2 separate regions of the Homo sapiens genome follow, and region 1 is linked to region 2. A link is an interaction called in ENCODE POLR2A ChIA-PET data of the cell type or tissue named here. Cell type or tissue: PC-3. All regions are shown on one strand. Links, peaks and the distances in the headings refer to the core of each region. The heading gives the core; the rest is flanking DNA. Region 1 overlaps THRB (thyroid hormone receptor beta). Region 2 overlaps THRB-AS1 (THRB antisense RNA 1).

Region 1 (5,393 bases), core at 64-5,063, 80 kb before region 2:
AAAGCAGATATTTCTTTTGTGTCAGAAAGAAAAGTAGCTTTTACAGGCTCAAAAGGCAGCTTTTAAATATATATTTCATTTATGCATATTTATCCTCCATTGACTCATGAAATTTTAAACCAACACACACACACACACACACACACACACACACACACACACACACGCGCAACGCGTTATGACTGCTTTATCTGACTGGATGCCCCCCTATTAGTAAAGCACATTTTCTACAGCTGTTTAAGAGTGAATTCATTAAATACATATAATTGTGTATTTATGCAAGTAGGCTTGAGAGAACACGCTAATAATGTAAAATAAATAAGAAAGGCCAGGCTGTCAGTGCCACAATACACTGTTCCTGTCTGGGCTTCTAATTCCAGAACTCCCACAAACAGTACTTAAGTCTTTGACTTCTTAATTTTAAAATATCATTGAAGATAAGAAACTTAGGAAACAGTTTCCAACTACTGTGTTTGCAAGATATGTCACTAGGGATTTAGTTATTTCTTTATCAAGGACCTTTTAGGACGATTGATGTATGATGACCTTGGAATGTGCCTTCTCTAATGATATCTCATCATCACTGATATAATGTTAGCGTATTAGTAAGTCTAGGGTTAATAAGGCATTCCTCAGGTATAAGCAACTGAGCCTTGGTGAACTTCGCACACGCTCTCATAAGAAAATGATTCCACATTGGAATAACTATATTGATTAGCTATACTTCAAAAGAGAAAGTCATTCTAGCTTTGACTTCTCTCCCACAAATGTCATTGAGAGCTTGTCGCATGCCAGCACTTTATATTTGTTTTCCTTCTTAATTCTCATCACCACTTGTGCCACTGGTTGAGTAAGTTCTATCCTTATCCAGATTCACAAATGAGGAAACGGGGATTTAGAGGAATTAAGTAATTCAGTCATTACCTGTAATCAGTCAGAGGACTAGTCAAGTGGCAGAGTCACATTCAAACCCAGGTTGCCAGGCCAAAAGCCTATGTGCTTTCAACAATACTGTCCTTCTCTCATGTGACTATTTGTTTGAGTTGGAGTACCTCTTCTAAGGCCTTCTAAATACTTCTCATAATCTTTTTTCCTTCCCTCCTCCTCCCATATCAACTTAGTGTTGTTTAATTATCTCCCAGAAGATGACCCTTGCTTAAAGTCGATTCTACCTTTCAACCTTTCAGCTCTTGTTATAGCAGTCTGCAACCCTGTTCCCCTTTCATGGTTTGCACATTCATGTGCACATTCACATGTCAAGGGTATAGGGATTAAAAAAAAAAAAACCTGTATTTCTGTAACCTTGCCTAGTGTTACTTGGTTGAATAAGCTATGACCATAAGACTTTTAAAAGACTTTTTTTTTTTGTCCTTAAGCTTGGTTTATCTAGGTCCCAAGTTTTGTTTATGTAGACCTCCACCCCCACTTAACACTGAAGAATTTATTTAATCAAACTATTTGTATTTTACAAACCCCTACTGAATTCCAACACCATTTGAAAACTGGTGCTCATTCCTAGTTTAGATTATGATATGGTAAATGAAAATATTGCCGATTTAAAAAATATAATTTTTCTTACCCAGTCTTATAAAGCAATGGTTCTCCCACTTCACATGCACACCTTCATCCCCAATCACTAAGGACATTTGTGAAAATGCAGATTCCTAGGCCTTACCCTCCAAAGATGTTGTAAATAAGTAGGGTGAGGCCCAGGAATCTGTAGTTTAACAGAGCTTATTATGTAATTCTAATACAAATATTCTGTGATCCACATGCTAAGAAATCAACAGAAATATAAATGTTTTTCATGTACATAGGGCAATGCCCTCAATTAGCTGGAAACTTCTTAGCTAACTTTTGGGACTACATTTTTTTCCTCATAGGTACAACAAATTTAACACTTACAGTAATGGCTGTTCAGTCATCCCACAAATATTTCTGGAAAGACTACCTTAATCTAGGAATGGTGAATATCTAATAGACGAGATATGAGGCACATCTATCACCCCCCATACCTGCAGTGCCCATGACAGACATCACTAATAAATCATGGGCATTCTTGTCAGCTCAGCATAGACCCATGACTGTGAAACCACTCCTAATCAATCTTAGAGCAATAGCTAGGACATGGCCACTGGGTCTTTGCCCATAGGGCATCGAGATAAAAAGAAAGCAAAAGAAATTGAGAAATATTGGGAATATTGGCAAAATTTAGAGCTTTCTCCTTTCCTCCCTTCTCACTGAGTACCCTGTACTATCTCTGCAGCTTGGTGGCAGGCTCAATGCTATCCCAGGTCAGCGACCCTAGCTACTGGAGGCAGACAGCTAAAGGCCCATGGACAGGTGAGAAAATTGGCCAAGCAAAGAACTTTCAGGGTATTGAGATAAAAGATCCCTCCTCTATTCTCATTCCTATCCTTCCTCTTACTTAAGGACCTCTCTCCAGATGGAAAGCCAATCTAGGCTTCCTGCCCTGGGCATTAAAAAATTCTATTTAGGGTTCATTTATGATAAAAACCTTTTTACTATGGCTTTGGATCTTCCCCTTTTGATTCCTATTTGAGACTCAGAGAAGCCAAATGACTTAGCCAAGGTTATCTAAAGTTAAAAATAGAATTCAGTTCTCTGGACTCCGAGTTCATTGCTCTGCAGAGATTTAAGAACCTTGATGCAATCTGCAATTAGCTTATAAAAATAACATTGCATAGTCCTTTGTCCAGTAATTCTGAAATAACTTGGTCATATTTATATATCACATCTTCTATCTTTGAGAATCTTTCATTAGGTCTGTCTCAACCAGAAATAAGTTTTGCAGACAGCAACTCTACATTATTGTAAACTATATGCCTTTAATAATATTTAATGTATTTCTGCAGAGGTAGAAAATTGCCTCATTATAATACCCCCAGGAAGAGTAGGTATTTATTATCTCAACCATGGCACAGTCTGGAGGGGTTAAAAGAATAAGAGCACTGAAGGCCCTGAATCGAGGCTCCACCTCTTCCCAGCTGTGTAACCGATGCAAGTTACTTGGCCTCTCTGAGAACCTGTTTATCTATAAAGCGATGAACTTATTTATCTTGCAGAGTTTTCCTAGAAGTGAAATTAGTTAATGGGTATAAAAATGACATAAATTTATGCCTGGCATGTCATAGTGCTTAGCAAATGTTAGCTCCTTCTTTCTTTTTCTCTTACACATGTTACCTCAGTGTCTCCCAGGACCAGCAATATTTGTGAGGTCCAGTGAAAAACAAAAATATGGGGCCATTTGCTCAGAAGCAATTAAGGACTTCAAGATGGAACCAGCAGAGCAGTCAACTCAGCATGGGGCCCTTTTGAAGAACTACCCAGGACACATGTCCACGTAGTCCAGCCCTGGCGGTGGGATTATCTCTGGAATGAATGCTCTCTAATCTTCTCTGTGGCTTTGTTTAGTCAGTGCTGAAGTTCATGGTGAGCACTTGAAGTAGCAGCACAGGGTGAGAAGTGTGTTAGATTCAACCTCAGCTATTCTACTTTCTATGAAACTTCCACACCTCAGAAACCTCTTTAAAAAGTGAGCAAAGGACATGAACAGACATTTTTCAAAAGGAGACATACATATGGCCAACAAGCATATGAAAAAAAGCTCAACATCACTGATCATTAGAGAAATTCAAAACGAAACCACAATGAGACACCATCTCACACCTGTCAGAATGGCTATTATTAAAAAGTCAAAAAATAACTGATGCTGGCAAGGTTGCAGAGTAAAAGGAACACATGCACTGTCGGTGGGAATGTAAATTACTACAACCATTGTGGAAGAAATTGTGGTGATTTCCCAAAGACCTAAAAACAGAAATACCACTCAACTCAGCAATTCTATCACTAGGTATATACCAGAAGGAATATAAATCATTCTGTCATAAAGACACATGCACATGTATGTTCATTGCAGCACTATTCACAATAGCAAAGACATGAAATCAACCTAAATGCCCATCAATCATAGACTGGAAAAAGAAAACGTGGTACATATACACCATGGAATACTATGCAGCCATAAAAAAGAATGAGGTCATATCTTTTGCAGGAAGATGGATGGAGCTGGAGGCTATTATCCTTAGCAAACTAAGGCAGGAATGGAAAATCAAATACTTGATGTCTGACTTATAAGTGGGAGCTAAATGATGAGAGCATGTGGACACATAGAGGGGAACAATAGACAGTGGGCCTATTGGAGGGTGTAGGGTGGGAGGATGGAGAGGATCAGGAAAAATAACTAATGGGTACTAGGCTTACTACCTGGGTGATGAAATAATCTTTACAACAAACCCCCGTGGCAGAAGTTTACCTATGTAATAAACCTGCACATGTACCCCTGAACCTAAAATAAAAGTCACATTAAAAAAAAAAAACCTCTTTAAGGCTTGTAGGAGTCTAATAATAACACTTTCTTCATAGGGCTCTGGTGTAGGTGAAAAGAGATTAAAGCAGGAAAAAGTACTAACCCAGGGCCCTAGCACTGAGGACTTATGTGTTGGCTGTCATTATAGTGTCTTTCTTGTCTTTCTTTCCCTTATACATCTCCCAAGTCTTCAGGCTTTACTAATCCAATAGGTTGTATGTATGACAGTTTCCACAGGACGTGCCACCCAGGACCCTGCCAAGGCACCCATGCCCAGAGAGAAAAGCATGCAAAATGGACAGAATCTCCATCATTGATTATTTTAATGCATGGACACTTCAGAACTAAGCATAGTGAATTGCCTTTATTACAACATAAAATGATGATGATGCTATTAATGAAATTAATGGAAGTAAAATATCTGTAGCTTGTAGTGGCAATTTGTTTTCTAATATATTTGCATCATCATCTCATTTAATGATCCCTTCCTCTAAAGCACCCTGTCTGCAGATTACGTTATCATCTCCATTTTACAGGTGAAGAGATGAAGTTTCCAAGACATTTAGTGATTTGCTCCAAGGCGCATGCTAATCTGATTCCTAGTCTAGTGTTCCTTTTTCCCCATCAACAAGAATGTGGTTAAAGTAGCATTTATGTGTCTGTCTCATCTATTCCTGTGCATAATTGCTTTACTACTTCAACCAACAATGACTATACAAATAATTTCATGTAGTTTTCAAAAACAAAGGGAAATTGGACAAAGTAGTAAATAACTCATTTTACATTTAAATAGGCTTGAGGAGCTTGGGAAAAATGTTAAAGTTTGAGATTCTATCTAATTGTTCACAAAGCCTGTGCTATGTTATCACAGTTTCCATTAAAAGTGGTCATTTGAGAAACTTAGTATCCTGGATGGATAATCTCCCAGAGTAAAAGACCCACTAAGAAGGAATTGTGGTCATCTGGACTTGGGACATGTATTTCATTGGTGCAATAATTATGG
Region 2 (5,393 bases), core at 306-5,305:
CTCATTTTGCCCAGAAAATTCAGAAATGAGCCAATTAAAGCATGAAATAAATAAAGGGCGTGGCATTATTCAAACAATCCATGAGACTGTGGTAGTAACAATGTTCTACAACAATGGGGGAGGGCAGTTTTACTGCAATGTTAATGATAACGTGAACTACTAGGGTTCCATTTTGAACAGGACCTCTGAGGGCTGTCCTACAGGCTGCATGATGATGGTAAAGAAGGGTTACCAAGAGATCATGTCATTTATTTTTCTGGTTTTACACAAGGTAGGACAATGGAGGAGAATGTCATGATGACTTGATTGAAGGAAGAACATTTATTCAAACTTTAGATTATGTGGTCATGTGTTCCAGCTGACTTGAGAGGGCACACCAAGGCTGTTTCCAGGACCCATTCCCATATTTCACCATAGACATCCTCATTACCAGGATCTATACCTTTAAGCTGATGACTCAGTTCAAGAAAGCAATTCATTCATATATTTATTTATTTAGCAACTACTGGTGTAAGAAAATGAATGAAACAGAACCTCATAGGGCTCGGATTGGGCAGAAGTGAGTGAGGCCAGTGATACAAGTGCAGGGTCTGAGCCTGCCTTTATTTAAAATTTTGATGTATTGTTCATCATGAATAATTGTTGCATTAATTTTGATTTTTAAAATAGTGCATTAAAATATTTCTCCTGATTTACTGAGGCTTTTTTTTTTTTCTTTTTTGGCATCCCCTTAAATTTCACACCAGGGATGAGTGCCTCACTTGCCTAAACCTAGTCCCTGCCCTGCTATGCCCTCAGTGTTACCAGAGTCTTTTCAGAGAAGCAAAGTTCAAGTTAGAATGTCCTAGATGTCAAAGATAATTAATATATAGTGAAGGATTTGGGGTCAGGGAGTTAGAGACGTGGGCGTGAGGGGAGGGAAAAATCAGGGAAGATTTCATGGAAAATGGTGGCACTTGAACCAATCCATCAAAGATGGACCACATTTTGCCAGGGAGTATTGGGACTGGAACCCCTGGTATTGTTTTGCTTATTCAGCTACTTCTCAAGCTGGCTGTGCAGCCACCTGACCTAGCCCTGGAGATTCTGCTTCTGTCTGTTCATTGTTAGTTCTTGGAACTTATTTTTTCTATGAGGGCTCCAGTGATTCTGGTCCATAGCAGCTGGGTAAGAACTCCAACCCTTCAGGAAAGACAGCTTCTTGGGGAAGATGACAGGGTCAAAATTATCTAATTCAAGTACACTCTAATTCACAGCACAAAACTAACTTTTTTATTTCATATCTTGATATATGCCCGTTTTTACCAACACTCTGCCTTTGGCTTACTTTTGAATAAAGGAGACCAGAAAGGAAAAGGAACTATAGGTTGCCTTATCTTTCTCTTTCCTTCTATGTCATCATTTTCAAACTAAGTGGTTACAGAGAAGTATTAACATAAGAAAAGACAGAGAAAGTTTCCTTGGTTGTTACCTTCTTTTTGCATTCAAATCAGGCTTTGGTTGGAATGGAAAGCGTGGCAAACCCCATTTTGGGGTTGTCAGTGTCCTCACTTAGTCATTGATGTGACATGCTTACCTCATACTCAATTTGAGTTTTGCAGAACTCCCACACATTGTGTGCCCACAGGGATTCTGTGCTTATGGGGCAACAAGAATGCTATGTGTGAGTGGAACAAGTAAAGAATGGCAGCAGCTATGCATGTTATCTGTATTTCCTCTGTTCATGCACATGCTCCATTGTCCCATCAGCCTTCATTTACAAAACAAAAGTTCAAAGATAAAATTATTAGGAATTTCATTACGGTGACAACAGAGCATTAAATGAAGTGCCAGGCCTCAAGCACCAAGCCCTTCCCAGCATGGGTTGTATGCAGCTGTCCAGATCACATGCCCATGAAGCTGGCCATGGGGAAAAAACTTGATCCTTTATTGTGGTAGAAGCATAGGGCATGTTGGAGATGCAGTAGACATGCTGGCATGGCTGGTTATAGCAAGGAGTACATAACATAGCTAACATGTATTAGACATGTATTATGTTTTACGTACTGTCCTAAATATTTCATACATCTTTTAAAGTTTGCCAGAGGACCCTGTGAAACAGTATTATTATGTACTTCATTTTCCAGATGTTAAAAATTAGGAAGATCAAATAATCTGCTCAAGCTCAGGCCTGGGTACTGGGTGACAGAGGGTATACTCTTAACCAGCTCATCATGCTACCTGCATGCAACACAAGGAGTTATTGGATAGGCACATGAGGCTGGAAAAGGTGAGCATGTTCTGGCAGTCATGAGACATCTCTCTAGCCCTTCATTTAAGGAACTACTGTGCACCGGGACGATCAGAAGAGCCCTAAAGAAAACATGTTATGTCATTGGCTAGAAAACTCCCTAATCACATTCTCTTACCTTGTTTTCCAACTACAGGTAGAAGATTCTGAGGCCCTGGGCGGGAACTAGTAAGCCACAATCTGGAAGAGTCTTTTACCACCATGTGGAGGAGAACTAGAGCACTCATGTTGAACTATTACCGAGAAAAGTAATCAACTTCTTTTGTGTTAAGTCACTGAAAGGCAAGTGTTGATTTGTTGCAGTAATTGGTGCTCCCTTAACACACCTGTCAGCCGGGCCAAACTCTATCACAGCATAAATAATCTTTTCCTTAAATAAATACAGGTAAAAGAATAAAGTAGACCTAAATGCATTAATATGAATATAGGCTCAAAGCAAAATGTTGGGCTATAAATGTTCAGAGTGATAATTTTTTAAGTTGATGTGTAATTTAGTACAGTAAAATAGATAAAACCTAAATGTTCAGTTCAATGAATTTTTACATGTTCATGCCCCTGTATAATCACCTCCCAGAACAACATAGAAAATACTTCATATAAATGGAATCATACAGTGTGTTTTCTCTTGTGTCTGGTTTCTTTCACTCAATGTTTTTGAGGTGAATCCACATTATTGTGTGGATTAGAAAGTTGTTCTCTTAAAATTTCTGTTTGACATTACGTTATATGAATATGCCACAATTTGTTTATTCATTCTCCAATTGATGGACATTTGGGTTGTTTCCAATTTGGGACTATGACAAATGAAGCAGCTATGAACATTCTTGAACAATTATTTTTGTGGTACACGCACTCATATCTCCTGGGCATATGCATAGGAGTGAAATTGATGGTCATATATTTATCTGAGTTATTCTATTAAAGCTCAAAATGATCAATATTCAAAACTACCGTTGCCTTATGTAGCAATTACAAGCTCTGCCTGCAGCTGCAAATCATTTTTATGAACTAAGCTACATATTAAAGCCTATGTAAAAATGAAGATGCTGATAAATTAAAGTATATCAAGAAAAAGGTGAATGGCTGAAAGGAAGGTAAGAATACCAAAACATTTCCAGATTAAATCTTACTTTTCAGCTGTTTGAAAGATAGGTTTAAGACATGCTGAGTAATTGCTAATTGGACTGTAATAACCTATGTTCACTGTGAGTGCACAGAAGTACAGTATATTGTTAAATTCTTTGTCAATCACAAAAGAAATCTAGTGGTTCAAGACACATCTTCCCAAAACATGCCAATTCAGTGTCCTTCCTTTTTGAGTTATGCTTATATGCATCAAAAATGGAAATGTAATTGTTAAATATTTGGGGAAAATATCCTTTTTTAAAGGAAGGGAATGAGGTAAATCTTACTCATTTTCATGGAATAAACTTTAATATATCTAGATATAACAACACATATAATAAAATGCTATGATTATGGGCTATTTTCAGATCCTTAAAATCCCTGAATGAGTCATATCTGAAGTGACAGTCATAACTTCAGATTTGCTTGCCTTTGTCAGTTATTTTAAATGAAATTCTCAATTTGAGGGCAAGATGGGTCTTAGTGACACCTCCTATTTTCATATATTATAGCTCTCTTTCACAAATAAACTTGCCTTATCCTGTTTACAAAGTATTGCGTAAAATGCTAGTCATAGCTCCTACAAACACAACTGTAGAACATATTTTGAACTTCTATAAATGATACATTTGAGGCAAACAAATCTACAGCTAGTACAAGAAAGGATTGAGTTTTCATTATGCAGATTTAGAACAAAACCCTGCAATGTAGTTCATGCCAGATAATGAATAACAATAATTTGAGTTCCAGGTTTGCGTCCTTTCTAATCATGTGATTTGAGCATGTTACTTAGCTTCTCTAAGCCTCAGTTTCCACAACTGTAGAAATGAAGAAAACCATTGTACCTACCTGATAGGGATGGTATGAGGAATCTGTGGTAATAGATGGATAATGCTACACACGGTGCCTGGCACACAGTAGGTGGCTCATTAATGTGATCCATCATTATTATTTTGGAAAAATATAATTTATGGTATTTGAAAACACAAAAATGGCAAAGGCAAAATTTTTATCTTGAAAGATACTTTTTTCCTAAATCAATTATTCAATAAATATTTACAAATATTTGTAACAATACAACTGCCTACTACCTGGGCAGACAATTCTAGGCTGTCGAGAGAGAAGAGTGGGCGAGAAAATAAAAATCTTTCACGTTGTGGTGCTTACTTATTGAACAGGATGCAAATTCTTTGAAAGAGAAGGAGCACTCCTATCTTTGGCAAGGATTGAGCACAAACCCAAACACATGGCTGAATTCAGACTTGCAGAAATAATGTCTCTGGAGACAGACTCTTTTGCCCGTCCATGAGTTCAAGCCCTTAACAGTGTTTTTTTGGAGGAAATAACTCAGTTCTTAGAGAGAACTTTTAGTGAATATTTTCCCTGTAGCATTTCCTAACCGCTACTAATCTCTTAAGTTTGAATGCCCTTCTCTAACATCCAGCTTCGAGAATGCCAGGAATATTTTTTTCTTCCAATACAGGAGAAACTATTGTAGAGTCATCTAGAGATTTCCAAATGTTGGATTTGGAGCCAATCTGATTTGAGCCATGCTCATAATTGTGTGCCCTTGCCTTTGTCATTTCTTCCCTGGTTCTCCTGTACACATGCATAAATGCAAGGACCAAGTAATGCCTAAAATCTGTCTCAGCTCTTACATTCTAAAAGTCAGTGCAATTCTACCCCCATTAATGATCAGATAAAGATCTTTATTTTCTGGAGTGCTCCCTATTCCTTCTTAACAATATTTTTGTGTTCATTATTAGCTAAATGAAGACACTTGGGAATGTATGGATTTAAGTTCCATTCCTAAAGGCAGCTTCTTTTGGGAAGGCAGAAAAGCAGCTTTTTTGTTTTTCTGATGATTTTAATGCATTTTTTATTAGGCAGGTAAGTCAAATGACAGGATGATTTTATTCATTAGTTTGGATAAACCACAGCTTGAATTTACCATCACTTTTGCTTTAATTAATTTAAA

The links. Peaks named below come from ENCODE experiments on the same cell type or tissue, not always from the same donor. Only the 100,000 strongest peaks of a DNase experiment are listed, where the experiment ranks them.
Region 1: POLR2A ChIA-PET joins it to region 2 with 8 read pairs; 2 of 35 experiments call an interaction of 5 or more read pairs at or near these places.

What each region holds. Positions count from the first base shown.
Region 1 is chr3:24,416,974-24,422,366 of GRCh38, forward strand. All of the region lies in intron 1 of THRB (thyroid hormone receptor beta), which reads right to left. Among named protein-coding and RNA genes, the nearest start is that of THRB-AS1, 74 kb to the right of the region's middle. RefSeq lists a silencer at 3,225-3,519. In PC-3, for the core only: no CTCF peak of the experiment used is centred there; no DNase peak of the experiment used is centred there.
Region 2 is chr3:24,497,106-24,502,498 of GRCh38, forward strand. It overlaps THRB-AS1 (THRB antisense RNA 1), which reads left to right. Exons shown (of 2, transcript NR_046244.1): 2 at 2,427-2,906. Among named protein-coding and RNA genes, the nearest start is that of THRB, 5.0 kb to the left of the region's middle. In PC-3, for the core only: no CTCF peak of the experiment used is centred there; a DNase peak (open chromatin) is centred at 3,076; H3K27ac peaks cover 964 bases.